Linked DNA regions of Homo sapiens: regions 1, 2 and 3 are each linked to region 4. A link is a loop called in an ENCODE intact Hi-C map of the cell type or tissue named here. Cell type or tissue: IMR-90. All regions are shown on one strand. Region 1 overlaps SUGCT (succinyl-CoA:glutarate-CoA transferase). Region 2 has its middle 62 kb from the start of LINC01450. Region 3 overlaps SUGCT (succinyl-CoA:glutarate-CoA transferase). Region 4 overlaps SUGCT (succinyl-CoA:glutarate-CoA transferase).

The links. Peaks named below come from ENCODE experiments on the same cell type or tissue, not always from the same donor. Only the 100,000 strongest peaks of a DNase experiment are listed, where the experiment ranks them.
Region 1: it touches region 4 in a loop (8-fold over the local background); 4 of 110 quality-filtered maps call a loop at or near these places.
Region 2: it touches region 4 in a loop (5-fold over the local background); 2 of 110 quality-filtered maps call a loop at or near these places.
Region 3: a loop joins it to region 4, with 6 times the contacts of the local background. A loop is called at or near these places in 10 of 110 quality-filtered maps.

Annotation. Positions count from the first base shown.
Region 1 is chr7:40,600,795-40,608,794 of GRCh38, reverse strand. All of the region lies in intron 12 of SUGCT (succinyl-CoA:glutarate-CoA transferase), which reads right to left. Among named protein-coding and RNA genes, the nearest start is that of SUGCT-AS1, 58 kb to the right of the region's middle. In IMR-90, a CTCF peak has its summit at 3,766 (motif pointing right); no DNase peak of the experiment used is centred here.
Region 2 is chr7:40,914,012-40,922,011 of GRCh38, reverse strand. It overlaps a transcript of SUGCT not described here. Among named protein-coding and RNA genes, the nearest start is that of LINC01450, 62 kb to the left of the region's middle. In IMR-90, no CTCF peak of the experiment used is centred here; DNase peaks (open chromatin) are centred at 3,061 and 6,691; H3K27ac peaks cover 928 bases.
Region 3 is chr7:40,228,173-40,236,172 of GRCh38, reverse strand. The region is part of intron 6 of SUGCT (succinyl-CoA:glutarate-CoA transferase); the gene reads right to left. Among named protein-coding and RNA genes, the nearest start is that of SUGCT, 97 kb to the right of the region's middle. In IMR-90, a CTCF peak has its summit at 3,444 (motif pointing left); a DNase peak (open chromatin) is centred at 3,442.
Region 4 is chr7:40,760,664-40,768,663 of GRCh38, reverse strand. The region is part of intron 13 of SUGCT (succinyl-CoA:glutarate-CoA transferase); the gene reads right to left. Among named protein-coding and RNA genes, the nearest start is that of LINC01450, 220 kb to the left of the region's middle. In IMR-90, CTCF peaks have their summits at 4,643 (motif pointing left), 5,199 and 6,512; a DNase peak (open chromatin) is centred at 4,663; H3K4me3 peaks cover 464 bases; H3K27ac peaks cover 685 bases.

The DNA of each region.
Region 1 (8,000 bases), 160 kb after region 4:
TTACCATTTTTGGCTCATTGGTAAAACAGACTTTGTAAGCTTATTTGTGAATTCAACTATTGTACTAAAGTACAAAAGGACATAATTGAGATAAACTAAAAAATATAATAAATGGACTAAAAACACACCGTTTTCACAAGGGAAACCACTATTTTCTAGGCTGCATTCCCTAGAGCTAGAGAAAATACTTCTAATGAGCTTTGAGTAATCCCATAAATTGAAAACCTAACCTTGTAATGCCTGATAGTAATCTAAACTACTTAGCTATGTTTTGTATTATACCACAAAACAGTGGTTTGTTCATGAAATGTAACAAAATATCATGTGTTACTCATACTTTGGCCTTAGGCTTACATGTGTTGAAACCATAATCCCCAACGTATTTCAGAGTATGTTTGGACAACCAAAGTTACCCTACGAAAATGACCCAAAAGGAAAACCCTATTCCATTAAAAACACAAATTGCTAAGAGTTAAATGTTTAAGTATTGCCTAGAGTGTATAAGGAAGATTTAAAATATAGTGTTCATTTTTCCCACTTAAAAAAATGAAAAAGGAACATTCAGGAACGATGCAGGAAAGTTGTAAATTAGCTATATCCTGATCTACTTCATGTATGTTACATTACGTAATGTGGAAGAAACGAGATACTACATCCCAACAAAAGGCTGTTTGATACAAAGAGCTTCAGATTCAGAGAGAAAGGGGCTACCTTGGTTCTAAATTAGGAAGACGTTTCAGGGTAATGCAGAATATCAGAAACTAATAATAGAACTCACAGGTTGAAGACCCTCAAGTCAAAATACCTGAAGCCCATCTTGGAAATATTCATGGACATTATTGAGGCCATAAATTCTCCATAGACAGGGCTATGGTAGTTAAGAATGTGAGCAGCAGTATCAGGTAGAAACATGTCTAAAACCCAGTTCTGTAATTCACTAGGTCTATGGCCTTAGGAAAAGCACTTCACCTCTCTGGGTCTGAATTTCCTCTTTTCTAAAATGGATACTTTTCTCCCAGAGTTGTGAGGATTAAATGAGATGGTGTATGCAACATGCTTAGTAAATTTCCTGGCACCTAGTATGCACTCAACAAGTCTTAGCTACTATTATTGTTGTCATTATTATTGTTTTATGAATAATCTTCATGATTTGGGGACTTAACAGGGTAACTATGATAAAAGAGCTCAATACATGTTTACTAATTGAACTGAGCTCTGTGGCTAAAAGCTTGAACACTTACATTGCTCTACTTAATTATAAAGGTAACTTTTAAAGTAACATCATCCAAACTCTGGGAAATACTGGGTTGGCCATCAAATAAGACTGGGAAACGCTAGGTTCCTGCAGAACTTCTCAGAGTCTTCAATGTCACAAGGTAAATTATAAAATTCAGCCAGGTGTGATGGCTCACACCTGTAATCCCAGCACTTGGGAGGCCTAGGTGAGAGAAGCACTTAAGCCCAGGAGTTTGAGACCAGCCTGGGCAATATAGTGAGACCCTGTCTCTACAAAAAATTTAAAAATTAGCTGAGTGTGGTGGTGCATTCCTATAGTTCCAGCTACTTGGGGGGCTGAGGTGGGAGGATAACTTGAGCCCAGAGGTTGAGGCTGTAGTGAGCTATAATTGTATCACTGCACTCCAGCCTGGCTGACAAAGTGACACTCTGTCTCAAAAAAAAAAAAAAAATCCAGAAAAAGCATACAATAAAGCCTTCAGTGTTTCTCAAATTTATTGCACAGATTCCTCACCTGGAAAACAATTTTACAACATGATCTCTACATTCCTCCCTCCTAATTAAAAGGTTAGAATATCAAGCATTTTTCTGATCAAATTATGCATATGAATACATAAAAAGGATGATTCTTCTTCGAAAGCAAAACAAATTAGAACTTTCTGCATTTTCCCTTTCCAAGGCCCACCCAAAAAGGACTCAATCTCTGATGCTCCATCATGTATATAACTTAATCCTTTAACTTAAATAGATCAAGTTCATCTAGAGTTTATTTTTAAGTCATTTCTGATTTAATATGGCTTTTTAAAAGCTTACGTTGGTTGACATTAAATCCTAGATGTTAACGCTGACAGGTTCCATGATAAAGACTTGATCATGTAAGAGTAAAACATTTTTTGAAAAACTTACTTTTTAGTAGGTTTCTTATTAAGACAAAATGTTACCCAAATCCAAATCCTCAACAATGTTTAATGTGGTAAAAGCAGTTAATGAAACTGTCACTTTAATCTCCTAAGTAAAAGGGAAGCAGGAAACAAGGAAAGGCTCCATTTGCCTCTATTCCCCTGTATTCCACACAAAGACGCTTCCTGGATGCTCTAGGATCCCAAATCTCGCCCTTTTGCATTTTCTCTCTCTGAGCTGAAGACCCTGTTTCCATCTGTGTAGTGGGTATCCTCACACGTGGTCGCTTCAGTTTCCATATGCCCAAAGTGAAACTCACGACTGCAGCACCAAACCTTTCTCAGCTCATCCTGTTATCAGTGTCATCCACACTTTCAGTCTTCTTCAATGCTTCCTTCTTTGTCATCCTCCACCTTCAATCAACTTTCTGCCTCTTAGAAAGCTTTCCCGTTAATCCTTTCTCCAGGAGCCCCACTCTCTTTGTCCTTCTTCTTTTGTCTTTTCTGCTCCAACAGAAGGTAGACAGCTTCCTGTTGCTATTTTTGACATTCCTCTACCCTCTATCCATCCACTACCTTCCTGAGAGATGTTTCTAAAATGAAAAGCAGCCCTCACACTCTCCTAGTGACAGTCGTTCAACGACTTGCCTTCTCCGACTGAATACGATGCAATCTGCTCAGCATGCTAGACAAGGCACTGCACAAACTGATTGTAACCTACCACTCTAGCCCACCTCTCACCAAGCTCCACTCCTTGGACTCCAGCCTCTCAAAAGGCCCTGTGAGACACACACACACCATTTCTTCTACCATCTACTATCTGCCACGCCCAAACTTGTCTTACTGGCAAACATACAAGTATCTTTCAAACATACAAATATCTTTTAATACTTACCTCTCACCAGCCTGCAGAGCAGATCCTAACTCCTACCCCTTCATAGTGTTGTTATTCCCATCTCTGTGTTTCCCTCGCAATTAATATCTTCCTTTATTAGTGTGTTTTTTAAGTTCTCCTCTGGACGGAGTTTCTCAAGATTGTAGGTATTCTCTTTTCTCCTCCATTTCTGACTGCTCTCTACAGCCCTACACAATGGCAGGTACATAGTCGGTGCCCATTCATGTCTGTTCAGTGACTGAAAAATAAATGAATGAATCAAATCCAAATAGATTTTAAGGCTTTGATTTTAGAAAGAGCTATGTTAAACATAAGGAAAGCCACACAAATATGCCAAATCTTGTATTCTCCAAAAAAACACGGAATATCTTGAGTGGAAAGAGTGAGTTACTAGGTAATTCTTTGTGTGGGTCCATTTGTGTCTGTGAACATAAAGACGTACACTTTGGTGTATTGTGCCACTGAACTGAATGTCATCAGAGCAAATGTAAAGCCCCATTCCACGATGAAAGGAAACTGGTGGCTCTGAAGTTGATTGGAGTAAAACATAAAGTAAGTTATCATTTGTTTCTTTGACATAAAATTTCCCCAAATAACTCAAGGCTGTATTTCCATGGCCATCGTCTTATGCTGGTAGAGCATCACTCCTGAGAGGAAAATCTGCCCCCGTGTTAGCAAAAGCTTGAAATTCTTTAAGCCAGGCGCTGAGAGGCGGACGCGTGTGCTGCTCTGCCCAGCAGAGGGCACACAGCCCCCAATACCGTGCAACGCCGGCCATCAAAGCGGGCTGGCAGGACTGGGTGAAGTTGTTCAACAAACCCAAGCCTTTGAATCCGGGTCAGCGTGCTGACCTCCTGTCCTTGCCTGCTCCTTGGCATTCTGTTCTGTTCTTCCCACTCACAATGAGGTGTTAGTGAACCTCAAGCTCTCAGGCAAACCCGTTTGGGAGCAAATAGGGAGAGGGCAAAGGTGAGGCTCTTCACTCAGGAGTGTGATGATTTCTTGGAAAAGGAAGCTTTAACTCACTCCTACTTGGCCTTACAGTGACAGAAAGCACCCTAAACTGGCTATAGCCTACATTCTAATTCTTTCTTTCTGTAAGTGAATAAGGGACGATCAAGGTGGGGGTTTTCAATAGGCCCCTGTCCCCAAACTGAATGAAAATGACTCTCTACTCTTACTGATTTGGTTTAAATATCTTAGGCATCGGAAGTGTAACGTTAAGATCACTAGTCTATTAAAAGGCTCAATGGCATAAAGTCCTTCACCTAAATACGTTATTTATACTTAATGAGCTTGTAGAAGAGGAGCGAAAACATGACATCCTCTCACATTCTAAAAACAGATGCTTCTGTTGATCTATGTAAGAGGAAGGGCCAGTGATCTAGAAAGAAAAAATTAAAAATACAAAATAAACCAAGCAGATTCATGTAACATTCAAGGAAACCTACAAGTTCCCACGCTTTTTCTGAGAAAAGCAAGGGACCATCATAGGCCTTGCAGGGAGATTGCTTGTCTGCTCTGTTAATCATGAAACTTGTTAAGAGGGAGGAGATAGCAAGGGCCTCGGGCGAACACTCAGAAAGATGTCACAAAATACTTTTTTTCTTCCTTCAAAATATGCCTCAAGCACAGAAACGAGAAGCCTGCCCGGAATTTTACCCCCACATTGAGGAACCTCCCCCACTCCTATGCAAAGGTCTAGAAGCAGGAGGGAACATGGCTACTGAAAAATGGTGGCCACCTCAGGATGGGCTAAAGAACAAAGTGGGGACTGGGGATAATGAAAGATGAAGGTTGGTGTAACTCACTGTAAATAGCGCTAAGGATATTATCTATATCTTAAACTCACGAGAAGCCACTGAGGAATTTTAAACAGGGGAATGACATGAGCAGATTTGCATGTTGGGAAGATCATTCTAGAAATAGAAAATAGTGGGGCAAGTTTATGCATATCAAACATGAAATGTCAAATTAAATTTCATGCTTACTAATTATGATAGGGCATGGCAAGATCATTAACTTATTTTTGAAAAGCAGGACATACCAAATAAGAAGGGGAATTTTTCTCATTTCTAGTCCACTTGACTTACACCCTAAACCCAGGGCCTCATGCCTTGAACAATGCTAAGGGCTACTATTTATGCAGACCATAAGGCTGAGAACCATCTAAATCCAGAATAAAATCTCAAGGGATTTGAGATTTTATCAGTACTATCCTACTTTCAAATCATAAAAGTATTATTCATTATACAGGAACTTAATTACACAAAAAAACTTATGGAACAGCTACTATATTTAATCCATTGTACTAGACTCTTTTGGGAACTCTGAGATCAATAAAATGTAATCTTTGTCTTTAGAAATTCAGAGACTACTTCAAATCAAGTAGAGGAAATCACTTCTTTTTTATTGGGTTTATGGGTAACCTTGGGCACACAAGAATACCAAAGAAAGCACTTTCGCTATCATTATGCATTTGTCATACATATTCCTATGTATCTAAACCCTTTTAGTCTCTTAACATCCAATTATTCAAGTGTAAATATAGAGTCTGAACTTTGGAAAATCAAATTTAAATCAACATATTTTCTATACTCTCAGGTTGCATTTCTTTGAAAAATAGAGGTTACATATTCTTAAAAACACATGAGCACCAACTAGAGGATAACTGTAAGTGAAGAATATATTTAATTCATCCTAGAATTTAACTTCCCTAGAAGTTCACATGAGAGTTCTGTTCCCCTCAGTCCTATTTATGCTCAGAATTACTATGCCAGCTCCTTGTTCCAACATCCCATCACTACTGCAGTTCTGAAAAGCAGCCACCCAAGACTGTTTGGGAAATTTCTACCATTTCTAGAAGAAAGTGAGAATATCCTAAGAGTGTCATCCTGTTGGAAAATCCTACCACTACTATGAATAATGTCTAGGATGGGATTGCTAATCCCATGGAAGGGAGAGATAGTACATACACCTAGAAATGATTAGAATGGATGACAAAAAGAACAGAAGATCCCAGAAGGGAAGGAAACAGTTCCAGTAGGTTTTCATGAGGACACTATGACTTCCTACTGTTGCAAGCCAAAAGAGTGAGGGTCATGATCAGCTCTGTATACCACTGGAGGCTATATGAGTAAACAGCAAACTGTTCTCATGAAAGCAGGATGTTGGCAAACTGACAAACTGAGTCTGTGGTCCAGAAGGAATACTGAGGGCAGTCACAACCCAGGCACAAGTGTTTCTTGTGAATAGACACATCTGAAGCCTGTTAGCAATAATGTGAACCTGTGATCAGTCAAGCAGCTGACCAGTCGTTACCTCCTCCTCCCTGCTCTTTCTACCCAATAAATACGAAGGGCTGTAAAGGCTCAGGGCTGCTGTGTTTGCTCACCAGAAGCAGGGAGCCCTCTTCTTCCCCCCGACAGATCCCTTCATTAAAACAGTTTCTTTTAAGTTTTCATTTCTGGGTTCATCCCCCTTCATTCAGTCCCGTGGTAACCATGGCAAAGCACAGCATCCTACTGCCTCAGTAACTCAGGTTTGGGGGTTGGTTGGTTGGTTTTTCCCATGGCTTAAGTATATAACCATGGTTTGAGGGTTGACCTATAATCTGATCCTACATTACAGCAGACACAATTGAGAGAGGAAACAAATCTATTTCACTCAACAGAGTTGGGCTGAGATTACTTAAAGTGAAACCATGTTTAAAATTCTAAGTATTGTTATATGAAGAGGTCTCCAAGGTAAAAACTTGAAAGAGTATGTCTATAAAAGTCCAAAGAAACTATTTCTAAATGAAAATGTTGAGTGCTTTAAAATGCGAACTCTCAGGCAAAGGGCAATCCTTTTTTAGATACACTTTGAATTTGGCAATTTGAAGGGTTAGATCTTATTTGAAGGGTTAGATCTTAGAAAAAGGGTGTCCAATCTTTTGGCTTCCCTGGGCTACATTTGAAGAAGTATCTTGGGCCACACATAAAATACACTAACACTAAAGATAGCTGATGAGAAAAAAAAAAAAAAGTCCTCACATTTTAAGAAAGTTTACAAATTTGTGTTGGGCCACATTCAGAGCCATCTAGGCTGCGAACTGTCTGCAGGCCGCATGTTGGACAAGCTTGTCTTAGAGGCTTAGGCTTTCTCATGCAGAGCTGCTGTTGTCAAATACTAGAAGACAAAGCGTAAGGTTCCTGTGATACTCCACATCATGGAATTTCATGGTAATGAACCACAGCATAAAGCCAGGGTACTTTGTGGTTCATGTAAGTATTTCCACAACAGACTCAAAACCTTCAGAAAATGTTTCTAAGCAGTATTATTTTATCACTCAGAAATCCATTACATGAGTACCTCAAAGATTTGTGGCAAGGACATGTGTTCTTGACGGTTACAGTCCACAGGGGAACCTGGTGTCTGCAGATCCCAGATCTCTCCCTTTGCCAATCAAATGAGCTAGGAACTTCAGGTCAATACAAGACAAAAGGTAAACTAGAATAACAAGGAGTTTTTAGATTGTACACCCCAATGCCAAACTCTACAGATTCCCACCTGGAAGCTATTTCCTAAGACATCCAAATAGCAAATACTGAACTATTTGCTACTAATACATCTGGCCATTCAAAGGGTCCTGCACATAGATAAACTAAAGAAATTTTGTTTGCCTACTACCATAAGCAGTTTTGAACTTCATATAAATATGGGACTTAAAAAATATCCTTTTCTCCTCTTTCTTTCTAGAACTGGCTTCAGATTTATAGTATTCCATTTATGTTGCTATATTAGAATGACAGTGGTACATTTCATGTTTTGACCAAAAACTATTGGAACATAGTGTTGAACATAAGTACCTTAAAAAGTACTTAACTGCCCCCTCCCCCATATCAAAGTAAAGATAGCTTAAAAACAAAACAAAATTGTCTCTAACTAGACAATTCTGAGCATCATCCTCATGCCACAGACATATCTAC
Region 2 (8,000 bases), 150 kb before region 4:
TGTCTCTTTTGAATCTGCAACTTAACTGACTTCACTACGATTTATATTCATGTTATGGATATATGCAACTTCTCCAGGGTAGAGAGAAAAAGATGGCAATATTTAATTTTAATGTTCTAAATAAATGGCTGGAACTGCCACCTCCCTATTGTGAGATTGTCCTCAGCTCCAGTCTAGAGCCTTTCCTTGCATGCTCATACATGCACACACCCACACAAACCTCTCAAAGTGCAGTGGGCAACCTCACTTTCGAGCTGAGGCCCACGAAAAGCAGGAGGTTACAGCCACCACCCCCGGGGGTTGGTAGCTTTGGAAGCAGACAAAGGCCTCTGCAGGAGATGACAGCTGGGAAAAGCCGAGGCATCTGATTGTGCTGTTCTTGCTTACTGGGCTCTTCTTTGCCACTGGAGAAAGTTTAGAGTCCTGACCTAGCTCCAGGAGTTCTTCGAGGTGAAGAGTATTCCAGCCTACACTAAGCCTGGTCTCCCAGTGCCGCCTGCTTCACCTAGGTGAGATCTGAGCACCCTGATGACCTGCTTCAGTACGAAGGTGCACATGGCCCCCAGCCTCTCTCTACCTCCATGGAGGTTTTATTTCAGAACCCTTGCTATTCCCTCTCACTAGGACCTTTCCACCCTGGCGGAGTGCAGCAACTTTGGATTTTGAAAACACAAGGTTCAGGGACCTGTGCTTCTTTGTTTTTAAAAGGCCCCTATAGTCCACATACAAATTTATTCACCTCGCTTCCAAATAATATATTATTTTGTAAAAAAATAAATAAATAAAATAAAATTTAATTTAAAACCAGAATTTTCACCTTACAAGCACCTATTAAAGTGATTCTTACAATATGAATATTTTTGATTTATACTAACACATTTCCATCTGTATCCCTAGAGCACTGGCAAATGCAGGAAGGTGCCAATAACATCCAACCTGTGATGGGAGATACAGGCATAGAGTGTGGAGCTAACAGTACCTGACCCAGAAACAATTACCCTCAGGGCCAACACCAACCTGTCCACTTCCTTAAAGTGAGCATAGCACAGGAATACTAATCACAGCAATGGGACTGCAATTTAATTACCATCCAAATGAACACGCTTGGCATTTTGTTCTTTTCTTTTCCTTCTGAGGCTTTCAGAAAACAAGGTATTAAGTATTTAAACCTTAAACTTGCTTATCTTTCATTTTATTTTTATTTATCTCTTGGCTACATTCTCTCATGCTGTGTCTCCTTTGCTCTCTGATAATATCTAAAGGTAGTCCATCCTTTCTCTTTCATCTGGGGATCTAGAGATACATTGACAAATAGAAGATCTGCCAATCAACAATTTGGGAGGATGATTTTCCTGTTTAGACAAAGAATAATGAAAGAGAAAGAAGAAATAAAACCAACCAACTGACAAACAACAATAAAACTGAAGCCCAATTCATGTCTGAGGCTCTGACATGACCACATGCCAACAGGAAGTAGCTGGACCACCTCGCTTCCAAATGGGCTGAGTTGGGGGTGCATTTTTCAGTCATTCCTGGAGAAGTCCCACCCTCTCCTTCAGCCCTTTCTTTTTGGCAATATCAGCAGGTACAGGTCAGGTGATAGCAGATATTGAACTTTCCAGGGCTTCTGGTGATATTCTTGTTAATCTCACTCATAATTGTCATTTGTCCTGCACAGGGCATACTTTCCTCACAGAAGAAGCCAATTCAACGGGAGAAATATTTATCATGGGCATCATATATGCCATATCTAGGCACTTAGGAAAGAAGAGACCGAGATATGGTTCCTTCTATGAGAAAATGACAATCTAACCAGTGAGCTAGAAATATAAATGACTTCAACACAAGGTCATAAGTGGAGAAATAATTCTGGAATGTATAGGGGACTATGGAAGCACTCAGAGGGGCCTTTAACCAAGTAGAGGAGGTGGAAGAAGGTAGTCAAGAAAGATACCTCCGAGAAGGTGCTCCCAGGCTGAGTTATAAAAGAAAAGGAGGCAACACCATGATAAAAACTATGGAGGAAGAAAGAAGCATGAGCCACACACTGGATCAGCAAGATGTGTTCAGGCAATTGGAGCTAATGCTAGAAGGGAAGGTGCAGAAGGGCTGTTAAAGGAGCTCTGGGAGATGCATGTGAAGAATCAGGAGGAGTCAGGCTGTGAAAGGCCTGGCTGTGTTCTGAACATGTAGGACTTTGTCAGGTAATTGGGAGTTGTGGAAAAGTATTACACAAGTAAGTTAGATGGTCAGGTAGGTCCTTCTAGCAACAATCTAAAAATGTAGTGGGGTGGGGGCAGTGGGGAAGGAGGAAACTAGAACAAGGAGACCTGTCAATCAGTTATTATAATACTTCTGTATACAGGATCATAAAAGATAAATTAAGAAACCTTGGGTTGGAGTTCTGTGTATTTTATTAGCAACAATCTGAAATGTATTGGAGTGGGGGCAATGAGGAAGGAGCAAAGCTAGGATGAGGAAACCTGTCAATCAGTCGTTACAACACTTCTGTATACAGGATCATAAACAATATATTAAGAACCCCCCGTTTGGGGTCATTTAGGAGGTAAAATGAATAGGACTTTCTGAGTGATTAAACAGAAAATGGTGAAGATGGTTGATTCAAAGGTAATTTCCCAGTGCCTGGTTGAGATAATTGGGTGGATGCTGGCACCAACAAATAACAGACAATCCAGGAGGAAGCTTACTTTTAGGGAAAGATGAGTAGAGTGTTAGACAGAGTGAGTTTGAAGTGTCCGTGGGACATGCAGGTAGAGATATCTGGTAGTCCCTGAGCAAATGAGTGGAAGCCTGAGGAGAGGTCAGGGCTACAGAAATAAATGTGTGAGTTATCTGTGGCTAGCAGGTGGTTAAAGGCATGTGATTCAGTGAGCTCATCCAGAAAGAACACTTAGAATGAGTAGAGAGGAAAGATAAAACTCAGGAAAACCCCAGCAGCTAAGTGGATGGCGCTCCATGCCTGTGAAATAAGCCAGAGTGTGTCAGGTAACTTTTCTCTCATCACCACTTGTGAGGTAACTTTTCTCTCATCACCACTTGTGAGGGAACTTTTCCATCTATTCAGAGTCCCACAGATACCAGATCCTTCTGACAATGACATAAGCATATTTGTATAAAACAGTGATATAAGAGATTAAAAGTATTACCCTGTCTTGTGGAATTTAGACTCTAAGGAACTCTGGCTGTTTGAGTATTTGAATACCAAAGAAATGAACCACTAAGAATGGAATTTCAGTCATAAACAAAGATTTCTAAAGCTAGGATGGGCACCAAGGAATACATTCTCTCTCCCCTCCCTCCTTGTTCTATCCTTTTATTTCGATCATCTTCCAGAATTCTGGTCTCACTCAGTGGGTTCCATTGCATTTCAACCTGGAGAATGGTTATAAGGTCTGATAGAAGGTAATGTCTCTAAAACAAGTAGATTATTCCCATGCTAACTTGACTTTCCTCTTATCATCATAGCTTTGGGGCTGTAATAGACTAACAGATTTTTCTATATCCCCCAAACCTTTTTTTTTTTTTTTTTTGAGACAGAGTCTCGCTCTGTCGCCCAGACTGGAGTGCAGTGGCACAATCTTGGCTCACTGCAACCTCTGCCTCCCGGGTTCAAGTGATTCTCCTACCTCAGCCTCCTGAGTAGCTGGGATTACAAGCACACGCCACCATGCCCGGCTAATGTTTGTATTTTTAGTAGAGACAGGGTTTCACCATGTTGGTCAGGCTGGTCTCAAACTCCTGACCTCGTGATCCGCCCGCCTTGGCCTCCCAAAGTGCTGGGATTACAGGTGTGAACCACCGCGACTGGCCTATTTTCCCCTTTTTACCAAAGACCCTTTTCAGGGGGGTATGAGGAGATGAAGAGACTTATTTTCCACCCAATTTTATTCTCCTGCCTCTAGGCTCATGGCTAGGAAACATTTCCCACCTCTCCATGTAGTGATCCTCTAACTGGGTTTTCTCCAATGGAAAGTGCCTGCCCTCCTATATCTAGGCCTTCAGGATGTGGATGAGTATTATGAACTGAATGATTGTATCCAGCCAAAATATATATGGTGAAGTCCTAACCCCCAATGTGATGGTATTAAGAGATGGAGCCTTTGAGAGATAATTAGGATTAGATGAGGTCATGAGAGCAGAGCCCTCATTCTAAGATTAGTGCCCTTGTGAGAGGAGAAAGGGATGCCAGAGGTTCTTCTCTCTACCATCTGAGGACCCAGCAAGAAGGTGGCCATCTGCAAACCATGAAGAGGGCCCTCGCCAAAGGCCAAATCTGCCAGTGCCTTGTTCTTGGATGTCTCAGTCTCCAATACTGTGAGAAACATGTTTGTTGTTTATAAGCCACCAAGTTTGTTTTTGTTGTTGTTGTTATAGCAGCTTGAACTGAGACAACTGGCTTCTTCTCTCCTCCTGCAGCCTAGATCCTGGGTATGTCTGTAACTCAGTCTCTACCATGCAGATGATGGCAAGGCCCTAAAGGATGATGTGGTCACAAAAGGAGAGGAATCTGGGTGGCTGCGTACATCCCAGAGACCTTGACCTCTCATCTTGAACTTCTAGAGAAAAATTAACTTCTTGTTCTTTGAGCCTCTAAATTTGAGGAAATATTTTTATAAGAGTAACCTACTACCCTAACTTATGTATGGTAGAAACTGTGGGTAAGATGGGTAATAAAACCAAGAACTGCTCCTTCTTCTAAAGGGAATTACATAGTATTTTTCAATTATAGAAAACATTGTAAGGTCATTTTATAATGATTAGAAGAGTCGAAGATACAAAAAAAGTTTACTAGAGTTGACAGTCATGAATTTTTGTCCAAAGTCTTCCCCCATGGGGAGCTAATGCTTCTCAACCCAGAGGAAAAGAAATCTACATTGTATGATTGAGGAACTCCTGATGTCCCTCACTGGGTCTGTTGAATAATAGCTTATTGCTGTGTTGGACATTCCCAGGCTACTTTGTCAGACGAGAAGATTACTTAACATATTCAGTTCCTGGGGCCCTCTTTTATCTACAGTGTTTTTTATGACTCCTTATTTACTTGAACCAATAGATTCCGACATTCTGCACTCTTAGTTATGGTCAATCAATCATGTGTTTCTAATTCTGTAACTACTCCAGACTCCATAAGGCTTTGTCAATAGCTTCATGTATGGACATTTTTAAAGTATAATATCTGTGTGTATAAAGAAACAAATGAATAATAAATGTTAAAGCCTACACAGTCTGACCCTCAAAAAGTGCCAGTAGCATGTCTTTGTCTTTTCTGTACACATACATACAAACACATGCACATACATAAAGTTGTTTTTTAAGTAATTGAAAAATCAAACACCAGATAGTAGAATGTAATTAAAATGTCAGCTTACTGATTCAGAAAGAGAAGTATTCAAGTGTAGACCTAGATTCAGTTATGATAGGATGCTATTACCCACATGATGTTATCAGGATTCAGTTTATCTCTTTTCATCTGTATTGGCTTCATTCTCAAAAAGACTCCTCCTTCATCCTCACAAGATGTCAGAAGCTCATGAGCTACCTAATGCCAGGTTAAAATCTAGTAGTAACTAGTGAGAGTCTTTCCTAACATGGTCCACATCCTGGGATTCACTTTAACTGGACTTGCTCCATTCATACCCATCCTTCAATCAACCACTGCAATCAGAATGACTTAGGACTACATCATGCACTTCATTTCTAGAGCTGTAAGTGGACCCATACCTAGACTGTGTGGACTGAGAAGAAGTAGATCCCATACAAAATATTAGGTCTGGTACTGAAAGAAGAAGAAACAGGTGATGGAGAAACAAATAGCAACCACCCACTGCGGTTAATCTCTTGGCTGCCTAACATTCATATACAATTCTAGTGCTAATATGTATATCTGTGTGTGTGTGTGTGTGTGTGTGTGTGTGTGTGTATGTAGAGAGAGAGAGAGAGAGAGTGTCCCACATCCATATATGACATATATAATATACTCACTCAGTCTCCAGAAAGAAAAAGTAAAATCTCATTTGATGGTTTCACCCCACTTCAAGTTTAAGATTAATGGGTGATGTGCAGTTCTCACAAGGTACCCAACATGCCCAATATACAATGGTGGAGAGAGAACCAAAAAAACAGGGTGCGATGGGAAACATTAGTAATCATTGATTCAATGCATGTATCAAATTCTATTTTATTTACTTATGTATTTCTACATTGTCTGGAACATAGTAGGTACAGTAGTATTTGCTGAATTAATGAATGCACACACAGCTGGACAGGAATGGGAAGGGCTGCCTGTCCCAGCAGGAGAATGAGTTCCTTGCCCAGCTTGTCAAGTTCTTCCTGCTCTTCCCTCTGAGAGAATGGCTCCTGTCCTCTGCCTTTATGGCTACCTTTTCTGCTTTTGGTAGAATCCTCTTGGTCTTTTGTTTTCTGTGACCATATCTTAACACGGCATTGCCAAAACTGTCCCCATTATTAGCCTGTTTTTGTTGTTGTTATTACTGTTGTTGTTGACAACATTTCTTAGACCTCAGGGTTTTCTTAGAGACTAAACATTCATAGACAATTCCTCCTATGAATTGTCTGGCTCCTCCTTTAGGAACATTTGAGGTCTTACCTAGTTTCATATACTGAACTCCATAAGCCAGTCTCCAGATATCTTGTTGAGTCATGATCCTTGAAATTGGATTCCAGCCTGAGAATTTCTCTTTCTCAGTGATAAGACCGGTGCTCTGTCCATCCCTGAAGTCTTTCCCTTAGTGACCTTCGACTTTGTACTGCCCAGAGCAATTTGAAACAATAGTTGAGGTAAGAAAACTCATCTGGCACTCAGGCACCAACCAGCCGCACCTTAAGAATGTGGGTCATTATCCTCTTTGTCACGTAGGGAACAAGATATGCTCAGCAGTGATCGGAAAAGAAGTTAGCCCCACATTCTAATGGTATTTTCTGATACGATCCCTATCTTCCTGATTAGGTTTGCACTAATTTATGATTACGGTAAGAATAAACTTTTCTAAACCTGCAAAATTCCAGATCACCCAATTCTCATCTTCCTTATTTTACAGGGTTCATGCAGAAAGGCATCTCTTAGCCAAATTGTATTTTCCTTCCTCTCTGATTTCAGATATAGAAGGTTCAACATCAGTTTGTCTAATTCTGGTGGGACCTTTATTGTGCCTTCTAAAAGGCCACAAAAGGCAGGCATGTGTTTCAATATCCTGAATTTCTCCTCCAAATTCCATAATGCTGCAGCCTCTATAGGCCTATGGTTTGAGGTCTGAGATACAGCAGTGTAAGATATGGCTACACTACCAAACAACATAAAACGCCAACTTCTAAGCTGTGAATAGGGGTTCTCAGTGCCTTCCACTCTACTTCCTCAGCCTAGCGTTTTCATATTTTAAGATCTAATATTTACTATACTCTACTATACTCTACTCCTGACAATGATTTCTGTGTAAAGATCTTATCCGTGGTAAAGTTTTTAAATCTGAGGTATCAAGCATAGCCATTAATTGGGTGACAAAACTGAAAAGCCCAGGAGAAGACCTGGCTTTGTAGAGGGCTGAAAAGAAGGTCTCATCAGCCTTGTCCTAACCTAATGCTAGATGACGAGTTAGTGGGTGCAGCGCACCAGCATGGCACATGTATACATATGTAACTAACCTGCACAATGTGCACATGTACCCTAAAACTTAAAGTATAATAAAAAAAAAAAAGAAAAAGAAAAAAATAAATAAATAAAATGCATTGAGCACTGTGACAAAGGAAATGTAATTGGACTTTGAGTGATGTGTGTCACTCTTAGGACAAGCCTGGAACCCTTTCCAGACATTAGGGACTGAAAGAGGGGAAGGGGAAAATCCCCAGACAAAAATTAGATACGTAGAAGTGGTGTTGTCTGAGCTAACTCAAGAGTAAGCTAAAAAAAAAAACTGAAAAAAAAAAAATCTTGACTTAACAGCATGTTTAGTCTCATTGTCAAA
Region 3 (8,000 bases), 530 kb after region 4:
GGCAGGAGAACTGCTTGAACCCGGGAGGCAGAGGTTACAGTGAGCCGAGATTGCACCACCGCACTGCAGCCTGGGCAACAGAGAAAGACTCTGCCTCAAAAAATAATAACAAAAATAAAAATAAATAAAGGTTGTATCAGAAGCTACATAAATTTGTCTCCAAATCCTTCATATCAAGCAGAGTGACCCAATGAAGAGCTTTCCATACACATCAGCTACTTGCTGATATTCCCTGCATATGCTGCTTTAGGAAGGCCATGAAAGGGTTGCCTGCAAGCCTTGTTTCTCCAGCCACCTGGAAGACTCTCCCTCAACCTTTTGTAAAAGAGCACCCTCATTATATATGTTGCCACAGCACTTATCACAATAGAAACACAATACCATTATTTGTTAGATTTATTTTGTCTCCTCCCTACTAAAGTGTATACTCCAGAATGTTTTTCTGTTTGGTTCACTGCTGTATCCCCAGCCTCTAGAACAGTGTTCAATAACATTTATTGAAGGAATGAATGAGTGCAAAAATATTTTATATAAAAATAATTTTTTGGCTGGATGCGGTGGCTCACGCCTATAATCCCAGCACTTTGAGAGATCAATGCAGGCAGATCACTTGAGGTCAGGAGTTTGAAACCAGCCTGGCCAACATGGTGAAACCCCGTCTCTACTGAAATTACAAAAATTAGCCAGGCGTGGTGGTGCATGCCCGTAGTCCAGCTACTTGGGAGGCTAAGACAGGAGAATCGCTTGAACCCAGGAGGTGGAGGTTGCAGTGAGCCAAGTTCATGCCACTGCACTCCAGCCTGGGCAATAGAGTGAGAGTCTGTCTCAAAAAATAAAAATAACAAAAATTTTTTTCAAAAACAATCTATAAAAAGTAAATAAATAAAACCACAAAAGTGAGTGATAATCACCAATTAATCTACCCAGATGCATTCGCCACCAGAAATGATCTTTGTCACAAATAAGAGTATGTAAAACAAACTCCACAGATAAAATTATCACTTAATATGAAGGAATTAAAATAATTCAAGATTATAATTATTGATGATTAAAAAAAGGTGTTAAAACATGTCTCTGCTTATGTTTTATCTTGGAAAATTTCAAATAAAAATAGATAGAATATATAATAAACCCATCGGTCAACTTCAATAATTATTCATGGTCAATTTTATTTCCACTATGCCTATCTTTCAATTAGAACTGTTACATGAAGAAAAAATAAAACCATTATCTTTTTCTTTTTTTTTTCTTTTTTCTTTTTTTTGAAACTGGGTCTCACTCTGTCACCCAGACCGGAGCGCAGTGGCACCGTCGGGGCTCACCGCAACCTCGACTGACTGTGTTCCAGCAATTCTCCCCCCTCAGCCTCCCCAGTAGCTGGGACTACAGGCACACACCACTACACCCAGCTAATTTTTGCATTTTGGGTAGGGATGGGATTTCACTATGTTGCCCAGGCTGGTTTTGAACTTCTGAGCTCAAGTGATCCACCAGCCTCAGTCTCCCGAAGTGCTGAGATTGGGCATGAGCTACCACGCCCGGCCACATAAAACCATACTGAAAAACCCAAACGTCTTGATTCAGGTAAATTACAGTTTTATCTCCCAATATCAATAACAAAATGTATAAATTCTTAACTATTACTTTCTCAGTCTTTAGAAGAACAAAAATGGGATATGAAGCAAATAAAGAGAAATAAACTATAAGCCAACATTCTCTGTGCAGAAATAACGCCAAGTTTTAGAGAATGAGTTCCAGGGCAGGTAGTGTGCTGCTGTAGAGGGCACCCTGGCCCGGGATTCCAGCCTTCAAAGCAATGGTTTTCAAACCACTGGTAGTCCCCAGCACAAAACAAGTCTCCAGGAACAGAAAGAAGCTGCCACCATCGGCAGGAAGGCCTGTGCACTGTGAACCACCTGTTATCTCAGCAGGAAGTCAACAAAAGAAATTAAGTTTCAGTTAACTCTAGGTTCGGAAAATCAGGTGCTTCTGGCCAGGAGCCCAAATCCCTCAAATGGGACAAACCCAGGTCCCTCACCATCAGTGCAACTCTAAAAGGACTCTTCTAAATAAAGGCCTGCAGGAAAAATTCTCTTTTTGTTCAGCTTAGAACAAGGGAGAGACACAAATATCCTAATTACTTTAAATTACAACTTCTAAGTATTTCTATTAAAGAGAAAAGGAATAGTTGCTCTCATTGGAAGCAGTAAAGTATAGGGAAAAAGGGGAGTTTTAGGATTAAAAAAAATCTGGATTCAAATTATAGTTCTGCCAACTATTAAATCTTTGACAATTCATTCAATCTTCCTAAGCCTCAATGTCTTCATCTGTAAAATGGCAATATTCACATTTATCTCATAGATTTCTTATGAGGATTTAATTTGATTAGATAACACAAGCAAAATGAATTTTATATCAAGAGCTAAATATACATAATTACTAAAGATGCATTAATCAATGTATAAATAATATATTAGCTTACCTTTTCTACAAAATGTTGAGAATAACAAAAAGAAAACTACCCTGAGGTATGTCAAATGATGACAATAGACATCTAAGCATTTAAATTATGTTGTTTAATAAACCATAAAAATTAAGATATTTTGTACGTGGAATCTTGCACTTGTTCATAATAGCGAAGAAGCTGACAATAATAATAATAAACGTGGCTCTCGCCTGTAATCCCAGCACTTTGGGAGGCCGGGGTGGGTGGATCACTAGGTCAGGAGCTCAAGACAAGCCTGTCCAACATGGTGTAACCCTGTCTCTACTAAAGATACAAAAAATTAGCCAGGCATGGTGGCGCATGCCTGTAATCCCAGCTACTTGGGAGGCTGAGGCAGGAGAATTGCTTGAACCCGGGAGGCAGAGCTTGCAGTGAGCTGAGATCGTGCCATTGCACTCCAGCCTGGGCGACAGGGCAAGACTCCATCTCAAAAATAATAATAATAATAATAATAAACATATATATTCCATAATAGGAGTCAAAAATTATTCCACATTTTCACCTTATACTTGTAACTATTTAAATACTGACTACCAGTACTATGAATAAATTTTATGAGAATAAATAAATAAAATTTTAAAGCAGAGAATGAACATCAAAATGGTATTTTACTAAGATTACTCTGTTGGTGATGTGCAGAATGAAATTATTCATTAATAATTTAATGAAGAGGTAGAAAAAATGTTAAGCCTGGGATCCAGATAGTTCCTTTAAATTTTATTTTTAGCTTTACAATTCCAAAAACAACTATGATTAAAATCTAAATTAAAGAGGAAAAATGTATGCATATCGATTCTACTTTATATTCAAGTAAAGAGCTAAGAAAAATCAGGGAAGTTATGGAAAATCAGAGAGGAATACCCAACACACATTTTCTTTCTCTTTCTCCCTCTCTTCCACTTGGTAATTCACATTCATTTTAAGGAGCAACCTCGCCATCTTGTGGCATTTATGGACACTGAAAGCAAAACGTGAATTTCTAGACGTTGGTAAAAACGTACAGGGAGGAAGCTAAGGGGAAAAGATTTATTATCTCTTAATATTTTCCCTGAGTGCCATATGATCTGGCCTGCCTACCCCATTTTTCTTCTTAATTATGTCTGACTTTGTGTTTTCCCTCTCTCCCATCAGTGCTCAACACACTGTCTTGTTAATGGTTATACTTTTGGAGGTCACAGGTCCCTTTGACAAACTGGTAAGAAGCTATGAACTCTCCTCAGAAGAAAGTAATTGAATACATGCTCATACTCTTAGAACCCCACTCATTAACCCCTGTTGCCCTGGGTTAAGAGTCAGGTTAACGACCTTCAGTAGGTCATCACTGCTCTAGGCCTGGAGAACCTCAATTATCAAAACAACTCTCCCGACAGGGATCTGTTCAAGGACAGCTTTGAGGCTTCCAAGCAACCAAGAGACTCAGGATGAGGCTTTCACTTGATAATAAAAGGAAAAAAGAGAACAAAATAAAGTATCTCTCATCTAGACTATTCCATTAGCCACCTGTTTCTGCTCTCCCTACCTCATTTTTGACTCTTGTGATCACAGTGATTGACTGATTGATTGATTGAGACAGGATCTTGTTCTATTACCCAGGCTGGAGGGTAGTGGTGTGATCTTAGCTCACTGAAGCCTCAAACTCCTGGGTTGAAGCAATCCACCTGCCTCAGCCTCCCAAGTAACTGTGACCACAGGCATGCACCACCACATCCAGCTAATTTTTAAAATTGTTTGTAGAGATGTGGTGTTGCTTTGTTGTCCAGACTAGTCTTCAACTCCTGGGCTCAAGCAATCCTCCCACCTCAGCTTCCCAAAGTAATAGGATTACAGGCATAAGCCACCACGCTCAACCATACAGTGACCTTTTGAAAAGGTAAATCAGTACACTACTTTCCTGCCTAAAGCTTTTTAAGGGCTTTCCAAGTCACTTAAAATAAACCTCCACTCTTTATCCTGGCTTAGAGGGCCCCACATGGCTTGGTTACTACCTACTCTTTGGCCTCAGCTCGTCTGTTTTCCCAATGCCCTATCTTGGGCCCTGATATTGTTTTTAGTGTTCTCCACAGCTTATTCCCAAGGTGGGGCCTTTGCACAACCTAGGATGTATTTCTCTCCAATCTTCACATGGCTTGCTACTACATCCTCCTCAGAGAAGCTTTCTCTACCACCCAATCTAACATAGACTCCTAGGAATTCTCTAGCATTTTATGATATTTTCATTCTCTCTAAAGTACTTATCACTAGTGGATACTTTTATATTTTTGATGGATATCTCTCTCCTCTAGAATGTTAGTACCCTGAGGCCTGTGACCAAGGTGACTGTTCTCTGCAATATCTTTAGCACCTAGAATTACGTCTACCAGTAACTTAGCAAAAGCATGTTTAATAAATGAGTGAATGTGAATATATAAGTCTGGGAATAAAAACAACACTTGTTACAACCGGCTATAGGACAGAGATAAACCTCTGCTCCCTCCAGTGATGTCTGAAATAACCTATTGAGGGTAGAGGACTCCTGGCAACTGAGTTTCTGAGGTTCAACTGTTGGCATTCCCCAACAGTCCATATTTGGTCCTCTCTCTTCTCATTCTCATCTCTCTAATGAATCTCATCCCTTCTAAACAAGATACTGGAAATTCCCGTATCTAGAATAACAATGACAACATTTATCAAGTTATTGTGTATTAGACACTCTGTTAGACTTTTGTCAATTATTTGTTTAATTCATATAACAACTCTATGAATTATCCCCTTTTTACAACTATAACTGAGACATGGAAAGGTTAACTAACCTACTCAAGGTCACACAAATAGGAAGTAACAGAGCTTAGATTTGAACCCAAGTCTGGGTCCTTAAATAAAAAGATGTTTATATATATTTATGCATGTATGGACATCTCCACCAGAAAGTCCAAGGGAATGCAAGCTGACAACCCCTAAGAAGAAGTTATCCCACTTAAGTCACATTCATATGCCACCAACCCAGACTGCTCCTTCTACATTCACTAATTCAAACTGAAGGAAACCTAAGGGCCATCCTGGACTCTATTCTTTTACTTCCTGCCTATATCCAATAGATCACTAATTCCTAATTATTTGACCTGCCAAGTAATTCCCAAATCCATCCAGCCTCTCATGTCCTGCGATAGCCTGCTTACCACTTCCCCTGTCTCAGTTTATTCTTCATGTGGCTACAAAAGCCTTTCGAATTTGTAATTCTAATCAAGACATTTCCTTATTGAAATTCTTACGAAATTGCCTGTAGGATAAAAATAACAGTTCCTTAGCATGACATACTGAATTGTTTGTGACCTAGCCCCCACTCACTACCTATATCTTATCTCTGGCCACCACGTGACATGCATACTTAGAATAGCCGTTCTTCAGACATGCAAACTCTTTAATTCCTCTGGGCCTCTATACATGCCATTTCACTTGTGATCCTCATCTCCATTGTTTGTCAGTTCAAGGACAGCTCAAACCTAGCACTCTTTAAGATACAGACCTGGTCAATGATAGGTTACTAGAGACAAGAAAGAAGCAGGTTTCAAAGAGGACTAAGACCTATCCTGGTAATGAGTTCAAAAACAGTGTATATTTAAAAGTAATACCATTGTTATTAGCTAGAAGGTTAAGATTAATATTCTAAGCAACTACAGAAACTCCAACAATAGACTGTTTACCTCAAAGGAGAATAAAATGCAATAAAATGTTTCATAGTAAGTAATGTAATTCTTCAAAATGTACATACATACCTGGATTCTGTTTATTTCTCTACTCATTTTCTAGTGTAGGATGTTTCTGAATTAAAATGATAGGAGGTATAAACTCCTGATGCTTTTTTTTTTTTTTTTTTTGAGACAGAGTCTTGATCTGTGACCAGGCTGGAGTGCAGTTGCACGATCTCGGCTCACTGCAGCTTCCAACTCCCAGGTTCAAGTGATTCTCCTGCCTCAGCCTCCCGAGTAGCTGGGACTACAGGCACGCAACCACCAAGCCCAGCTAATTTTTGTATTTTTAGTAGAGATGAGGTTTCACCATGTTGGCCAGGATGGTCTTGATATCTCCTGACCTCGTGATCCACTTGCCTCAGCCTCCCAAAGTGCTGAGATTACAGGTGTAAGCCACCGCACCAGGACTTTTTTTTTTTTGAGACGGGGTCTCACTCTATTGCCCAGACTGGAGTTCAGTGAAGCAATCTCGGCTCACTGCAACCTCCACCTGCTGGGTTGAAGCCATTCTCCTGCCTCAGTCTCCCGAGTAGCTGGGACTATAGGCGCATGCCACCATGCCCGGTTAATGTTTGTATTTTTAGTAGAGACAGGGTTTCACCATGTTGGCCAGGCTGGTCTTGAATTCCTGACCTCAGGTGATCCACCCGCCTTGGCCTCCCAAACTGCTGGGATTACAGGCGTGAGCCACCGCACCCAGCGCATATTCTTTTTTAATATTTATTTTCTTATCCATCCACTAAAAAGGCCTAGAATCAAAGACTAACCCAGTATCACTGAGATTCCTACTATCAGACAGTAGTATGTAAATACCACTTCCCACTAAGAGGAACTAACAGTCCTTGAAGAAATGGCTGATTCCAGGATGGGGCAGGAAAGGTACAAAATGTTCCTGGAATATCTTGTTTTACCAGAAATCAAGGAAGCTATCAAAAATTATTGGTCATGTCAAAAAGACGCAGAAGCCAACCCGGAAAGGCCTTTACTGGCCTGAGAATGTGAGCATCAAGAAGGATAATAATTGCAATAAATTGAAGCACATCAAATATGCTCAATATTGTGGGTTCATAATGATATTACAAAAAAAAAATAGCCATCACTGGTAAAGCCTAGGGGAAAATTCATTATTATGGCAATTGGTAAATAAAGGGAATGTGCATCTCTCCTGCCTATACCTCAGGGTAATCAAATAACTGATCAGAGAAAGAGTCCCCTTACAAAAGTTTCCCAACTAATATATGAAGAAGGAATGATAGAACTAGAATAGCACATTTTGTAATTCCTAATAAATTCACAGATCTGGGAAATCATCATCAATGCCTGCCAACATCACAGAGAAAGTAATGCCCAGCCATTATATGCCTCTTAGTGGAACTGCACACCACCTTCTATGAAGTATTTTTGGCCAAAAAAACAAAACAACAAAAACACACACACACACACACAAACCTGAACAAGTTATAGATCAGTTTATAAAGAACAAAAAAAAATTAACATCACAGGAATTCAGCAAAATCAAAAAACACAACAGAATAAATTAACTGGTTTTTTAAACAAATTTCAAGAAAAAAGACTGAGAAGGAACTATAAATTTAAAGTCTTAAGAAATATATAACTCAACTACTATGATTACTTTATTCGGATCCCAATTCAAATTACCAACTAAACAAAAGAGAGAGAGAATTGGGAAAAATCTGAAAAACAACTGTATATTTAATGATATTAAGGAATAATGACAAAAAAGGAAAGAAAGAAAGACCAGGTGC
Region 4 (8,000 bases):
GGGCTCAGTTTTTAAGCATCCAGCCTGATCTTCACAGCAAGTATTCTTTTATGAAGCAACGTTTGCTATTGGTCATGTTGAACATAATTCTACCTAGAAATGGTCATAGAAAGATAGAGTGGGTCTCGGTGCTGTTTAAAACATTTAGGGGTTGTTGGCATTAAACACACTGAACAGATTCCTGGGTGACCTTGCCTCCTGGTCAAAAGGTGCCTCCCACGAAGTGGCCAAGGCGAGTTGAAACATCATTCTTATATCCTTTATGGAGAACAAGAGTCCATGGTGCCATTGAGGACTCTAGGAAACTCCCAAGAACTTTTCCAGGGACACAGGAAGCAGCCGAGGCTTCCTGCAGATTGCTGCTGTGAACCCTCCTTGAGCAGCCACTGCCTCTTCCACTAAAGCTGTGCAGAGTTCTAAGAAATAGGTAGTGAAGCAGCCTGAGGCCCCTGACTATGGAATCTTACCTGCTGAATGGAGGAGAAGAAGCCCAAGACTGAGCTGAAAACCTTATCTGGATAATATGCTGCTTGGTTTTCTGCCCTTTAATTCTCCTCCCCAATTTCTACAGAGCCTGGGACCCTGAGGGAGTATGGGGCATTCTTGGTCCAAGCTCAGATGACCCATGGCCAGTCCTCACTATGTCTTCAGACGCAGTCATGGTGCTCAAATGTGTCCTGAAATGAATTCCTACCTTTTGTTCAAGTTTTGAAAAGTCTGCCTTCTTCCCTTGGTCTCAGTTCCACCCTTAAAACTATTCTGGTAACTGTGTCCTTCCAGGATATGGGAAAATCAATGATTCCATCTCGTTCTTGGCTTTTTCTTTCTTAAATGTCAGGAATTGAATTCTGCTTTTGAATACTGGCCTTGTGGCTGAGGCCCTGCTATCCAGAAGGATTTACCTGAAGCCTCTGTCTTACCTATTTGCTAGGATTCTGTGATGTTTCTTGAACCTACGATCTCTGTGTGTTTTGTCCACTGCCTATCAGGGCACCTTTTCATCTCTTGCTAAATCTTCTGACACCATATTTACCAGTTACTGTGCCCCACCTGATGGGTCAGCATTCTTTCCATTGCCCAGAGGTAGGCCATCCTCTGCCACCACTCTGACCCACACCAGTTGGCCTGCCCAGTTCCAAGTTCTCACATCCATGGGCTGCTCCATCCTAATTAGGCAACTAACCCTGTCACTCTCCTCTGTGGTTTCATATCAGATCTGGGTCCCATGAGAGACCCTTTGGACCAATAGCATTTTGAAAAATGCCCCATTCAGATAGGTTTGGGAATGTTAGGGCTTAGGAATACCATATAGTTTTCTTTTATATCATGTGATTTACATTCTATGGGCATATATTTTGGGTACAAAACTCTATACAGATGGCTTTTTTAAGTTACAGGAATTAATATTACACCCTTTTGAGAAAAATTCTATGAAGACGCCACCTATGTTTTTTGTTTTTCTTTAATGCAGGGGGTCAATTCCTGTAAGCCAACTTGTTTTTAGTGTTGTGGTTTAAGTAGACTTTTCTCTTCCTTTGCAAAAGATAGATTCAAAAGTCTTAAGTCACTGGAACATTTTCAAAAGCATGTAATAAGTAAATAATCCAGACAGTACATATCTAAACATTTCTTAGGTTAGATGTGGAGATATTGCTGTTATGTAATCATCATCATCAATATAAGGCCTCCTTAAGTGTGGGCACCAGTTTTCATGCCTTTACTACTATATCCAGGCTATCGCTTTCATCCAATATTGTTAAATTCCCCATAGTGCAAATTAAATGTCACATACACAGTAATAATACCAGTAACTTACATTTGTATAACACTTAAAGTATTTGACTTGGAATTTCAAAATATGTCACGTGAACACATATCCACCTCAAACTGCATATATAGGCCAGGAGGATAGGATTGGATTGCTTATATGAAAAATATGTGTATTTGCTAAAATCTACAACTGACTACTGGTTAATTTTCAAATACTCCAGCAGTTCTCTATACATACCCTAAGAGAATATGGCAGGAAAAAATTATTTGCTTCAAAGCTTAATTCTTAGTAACATATTGAAGTTTACAATTTCTATTAGGAAAAATACTAAATTGACAGGATTTGCAGGAATTTAGATTTGCAGGAACAAAGAAAAAATGACAGGAATATCCATATATTAAATAAAGATTTTCCCAGCACTTTGGGAGGCCGAGGCAGGTGGATCACCTGAGGTCAGGAGTTCGAGACCAGCCTGGTCAACATGGTGAAACCTCATCTCTACTAAAAATACAAAATTAGCTGGGTGTGGTGGCATGTGTCTGTAATCCCAGCTACTCAGGAGGCTGAGGTGGGAGAATTGCTTGAACCCGGGAGGCAGAGGTTCCAGCGAGCAGAGATCACGCCACTGCACTCCAGCTGGGACAACAGTGTGAGACCCTGTCTCTAAATAGATAAATAACTAAAGATTTAAGGTTGAATTTAGTTATACCAGGACTGACAACAGGATTTGTATATAGATGATATGTATCACTTTTTCTACACTTTTGAGGGCTTCATGGTTTCAACTATATTATGTTGGAATTCAAGTATAAAAAATTATATTACAACAGAGTTCTGTTGTCTTTAAATAGGAGAGCACCGAAATAAACTTTTGCCTTTTCCCACCTCACACGAAAGGTTGAATGTTGACATTTCCTTTCATATATGTGAAGCATTTAATAAAGGTAAAAAAGAGTAGTCCAAAGAAAATACATGGCTGAAAACTTAGAGGGTGATGCTTGATATTCAAGAAAAGAACAGGAAGGGGCCTTGTGGTCAGAGGGTTTCCCTGCATCTGAGAGAAGGCGCCCTGGTTGACTGGGTGAAAGATTTAGACTACTTCAGAAACTGCTCAAATATGAGTATCTCCTCTACTTCTTTTTAACTCATGAATTCCAGTTTCTTCCCCCTGTATGGGCCTTCCCTTGGTCTTTATTATTACCTCCTAAACCCTTTACATAAGGACAAAGGAAACTTAAAAGATAAAGAAGAACATAATTGGCAATTTATATTGGTTTAGAAACCTCTTTTTCTAAATAGCTCATTTTTCTTTCAGCTCCATGAATACCCAAATCGTTAAAGTAGATGACTTTATAATAGTTCGTTATTTTTTATTTTTTATTTTTTATTTCAGGAGAAAAACACAGTTTTTAGGGTTTTTTTTTTTCTTTAATGGCATGTCCCTGAAAGCATTTGTATCAGGCTCTTCAGATTCCAGGAAGGAGTTTGAATGTAAAGAGACCAAGAAGCATTTTCAAGCCATTTTTTTTGTTTATTTAGTTTACTTTTTTTGAAATGAAGAGAATCCAATTCCATAGAAAATACCTTGGTATTTCAACTGGAATGAGAACCTCTGGTTTGGAGAGTCCACAGTTCTAATCTGATTTAAGACCAAATGTATTTACATGACAGTTGTTTGTATTTGTCTTACTGGAAAATTTCACAACTAAAGATTTAGAAAAAAGGATCAGAAAGAAAATTATCTGTAATTCACTACAAATGAAGAGAAATTAACTAATAAAAACTATTGTTAAATCTCATTGAATCTAAAATGCCAAATATGAAATAAGCTGTCACTTACACATTCTGAGAATGTAGGGACTCTACTGCTATAAGCTGGCAAAGGAGATTATGAAACCCCACTATACCATTCTGATTATAACTTGAGATACCATAAGCACAAAGAACCTCTAGGATTGGAATACTAGAGAAAGAGGAGCCTCCACACCACAGAAAGAACACTGCAGCCCCAACCTGTGGCATGCTTGGAAGAACTGTGTGTGAGTCCCAGCTGTGATCTTACTCCTCTCCAAGAAATTGACAGCTCACCTTGTACAGAAGGTAGCAGAGGGATGAAATAGGATTGGAACTACCTCTATCAGGAAGGTTGACAGGGAAAACTCCTTAGCCAGTTCAATGCAGTAAAACAGCCCCAATTAAGCTTCATTTAACAAATATAATCTTTGGGATTATATTGTTTGGTTTCAGACTCTACTCCACCCTACTCTCTTGAATTGATTCCAGAATAATTGTTTAAGTCACTTATTTTTTTTTAACCTTCCTGTCAGGTCTGTTTTTTCCATCAGTACTAATATACCATTTATATTTTTTTTGAAGAAAAGAAGAAAGCCTTATAAAGATAGCCAAATAAGATGATATATATCATCTCTGCTTAAATCCTGCTATGGAACTGAATTCCTCATATTTGAAATGTGTCCCATGAATGTAAAAGACATAAGCAGTCAGTCCTGATGGCTAAAAAAGGTGAATGAGGTAACAGTAACACTGATGGGCTGTTTGTCTCAAATGTCCCATAAATAGAAATGTGAAATTAATTTTTTTCAATCTACATTCTCTCTACTCAAGGAACAAACTCCTCAGTGGTGAGCTGAGGTAAGGCATTTAACAGGGAATGGTTGGAATTTGAGTTGTCATTTCCATGCTCATATTTGGGAACTTCTTGCAGAAATAAAAAGTATACTTAAGTGCTTATTTCCAAAGTTTGCTGTGCAACTCAAGAACACAGGACCACACTTTTTTTTGGTGGGGGTGCTTTCTGTTTTCCACTTTCTAATTGAGCCTATTGAAAAGACCTCCCTCTGCTGTATATATGCTGCAGGACAGTTGGGGAAGAGCTTTACCCTAGGCCTGCTGTTGCAACAGCTGGTGGCTTTGGCATTTTCATATAAACACGCAAGCCGAAGAAGAATTTCTCCTTTCTAATTGGCCCCATTCCCCCCTTCCTGGGACATTCCACAATGCCACCAACAATGAAGTGCTCAGAAAGGAGGAATCGTTTCTGTTTATGTGAAAATAGATCCTAACTCCACGAGTGAAGGGAAGAAATAACACAAAGCTTCAAAGACCACAAAGAGAAGTTATAATCAAATCTGGATGCTGTTTCTGAGATCTGGCAGTTCTCCTCCATATACCATATGAATGCCCGGTGAGCTGGAGCCAACCGCCCTTCCTTCTAGCCTGGCCAATCTCATTCTCTGTGCAACCTTGGGCAAGCTGCTTGCTGAAGCCATGCCACAGGATTATCTGTGTCAAGCCTGAGTAACACCCCTGGTGACCACCCACTCTCAAACATGAGCGAACCATTTCACTCTCAGGAGTGCTTCATATAAACTAAGCCTAAAGTTTATAAAAGTGATAATCAAAAAATGCCTTCAGGAGGCAGTAGAGCATCGCAATAAAAGGGCATGGATTTCTGAGTAACTCAGAAGTGAATGCAAATTCTGACTCTGTGACTTTCTAGTTATGTGACCTTCCTCGGGCTATTTAATTTATCTGAGGCTCAGTTTGCTCACCTGTGAAATGAGGATTCTAATGCCACACCCCGAGAGTCCATGTGCTGATTAAATACTCCTGTATAAAGCACCTAATTCATATTCAGGCTCACTAAGTGTTAGCGAGTGTTATCAGGTGTGCCCTACAACTAGCCTTATTGTGGCTTACACTATCAGGTGTAGCTCCACATACAGTATAATACAATGCATAAAATTTTTTATGCTGGCTGGGAGGGGTGGCTCATGCCTGTAATCCCAGCACTTTGGGAGGCAGAGGTGGGAGGATCACCTGAGGTCAGGAGTTCATGACCAGCCTCGCCAACATGGTGAAACCCCATCTCTACTAAAAAAAAATACAAAAATTAGCTGGGCATGACGGTGGGCACCTGTAATCCCAGCTACTCAGGAGGCTGAGGCAGGAGAATAACTTGAACCTGGGAGGGATAGGTTGCAGTGAGCTGAGATCATGCCAGTGCACTGCACTCCAGCCTGGGCAACAGAGTGAGATTCCGTCTCAAAAAAAAAAAAAGAGAGTTGTTTTATGCTTCTTACCGTCAAAGATATTACTATAATTCAGCTTGGGGGAAAACATGTTTGGAGGCTTCAGGCAACCTGAATTATAGCAAATTAAATAGTTTTCTCTATTTTTCAATCTCTGCTCCTAAGAAATATGAAAATGTATGCATCCTTTTTAAAGAAAAATAATCTGTTGACACCAGGATGTTATCAGGAAGAAAAGTACCTTTCCAAGTCTTTATCCAAATAACACAACTGATTTCTCCGTATCATGGCAGCCAAATCACCCCTACTGTTAAATACTGTTTCCCTAATATACTTCAAGTTTCCCTTTTGGTGGTAAAAGCCTGTTTCTTCTCATTTGCCACATTAGGCAATTAATTGGGTATTTATAGGCAGCTATCATAAACCTCACTGTCACCGCTACTAGTCATACATCTTAAATTCCCCACATCTTGCTACTTAAAACCTACCCCTTAATCACCTCATCATCTTTGTCACATTTTTAAAGTTTCCTTCCACTTAATCAACTCCATTTTCTAAGCTAGAGTACGAACAATTGTGCAGAATTCTCCTCATGCAGCTTTACTGAGGCTCAATGAAGAGGAAATGTTTTCTTCTTAAGTGATTTCTTTAGATCCCAGGATAGTTTCTGCTTCTAGTGCAAGAGCATCACCGTGTGAGCTATTCCTGATCTGCACGTCAGTGTTACCTTCAATCCATTTCCATTATTAATGCCTTTCCTTGTCAAATGAAGCTCTTCTGGTGGGGGCTGAGCCCACTAGGAGTGAAATCACCGCCCCCCACTGGAGGTCTCTTACCACACAGGTTCCCCGGGGCGTGCTCCTGGCCAACCCTCTCCCGCCCAGTGTTCATGGGTATTCCGCTGTCATAGCAGAAAGAACCCACTTTGACGCTCCCCGGGAACATTGGACCCTTGAGCTAAAAAAACAAAAGAAAATCCTGACCCTCGGAGGACGGTCAGTTTTCTTATTTGGTTTCCTCTCCCTTTGTTAGCACAATCCAGCCAATTTCTCCAGTAAATGACCATTACAACTTGTCTCATGTGGCTCCAAGGGACACATGTTCCTAGTGGGGTGACCCAAAAATCACTTTTCCACAGGATGTTAATAAGCGCTCTGAGGGAAAAAGGGCTCTGCTGTCAAATAACTGCAGGAAAGATGGTCTTCGATATCTCCCTCTTAGGCAAACACATTTCAGACTATCAATGCTTCTGAGAAATGTCAAAGTAAAGAAAATTCACTGACCTTTGCCTAATGCAGGTTTCCCAAAGTTGTTTGACAAAAGGGTCATTTTGTGGTGGGACAACTATTACTATTTCAGAAAACTAGGGTCCTCTAGGCAAGGAACATTTAGGAAATGCTGTGCTCTATCATGGGCCCCTCTCTAATTTCCCATAATTAAGCTGTTACAGTGTTATCTATGACCTCTGCATTATTTTCACCTGCATGAACTGTCTGAAAATAATGATTTTGGAGGAGGCTTTCACACTGCGTGGTCTCCATTGACTTTATACACAAAATATTTATCCAAGAGCTCCTACTTGGAAAACAAACAAAGGGGCCAGTTTAGCCTCACGTCCATCTGGCAGTGGCAGCCTCAGGATCTCCCAGTCCTCACTGTGTCTTATTTGACTGGTCACTGTCACATGCCCCATTACACAGTGCTTCTTGTCAGCCAGGACTTGGCACAGAGTAAACACTGGATAAACATTTGTTAAACGAAAGGATGATTTGTTTTATGTTATTTCTTAGAGAAACATGCGTGATTGTTTCAAGGTTTAATGGTTGAAAAATTAATGATGTGGCTAGTTTTATTTTTCCCCAAGACTACTTGTTACTGTAGATGAAGCTACGAGTTTATTAACTATCTATACTGTGTTTCCACTTAATCCTTCTATGTGCTGAGCACTGGACATTTATTATTATTTAATTATTATAAGTTGCAGTGAGTATTTGGTCTTCCTGTCACAGATAAGAAAGCTGCCACTGAAATACGTGAGACAGCCTGTCAATGATCTCCAAACATAAATTGCAAAACCAGGCTTTGAGCTCAGGTCTCGGTGACTAAGCCTACATGCTCTCCATTCTAGCCTATTTTGTATGCACACCACACATGCATTCTACATGTACACATGAAAA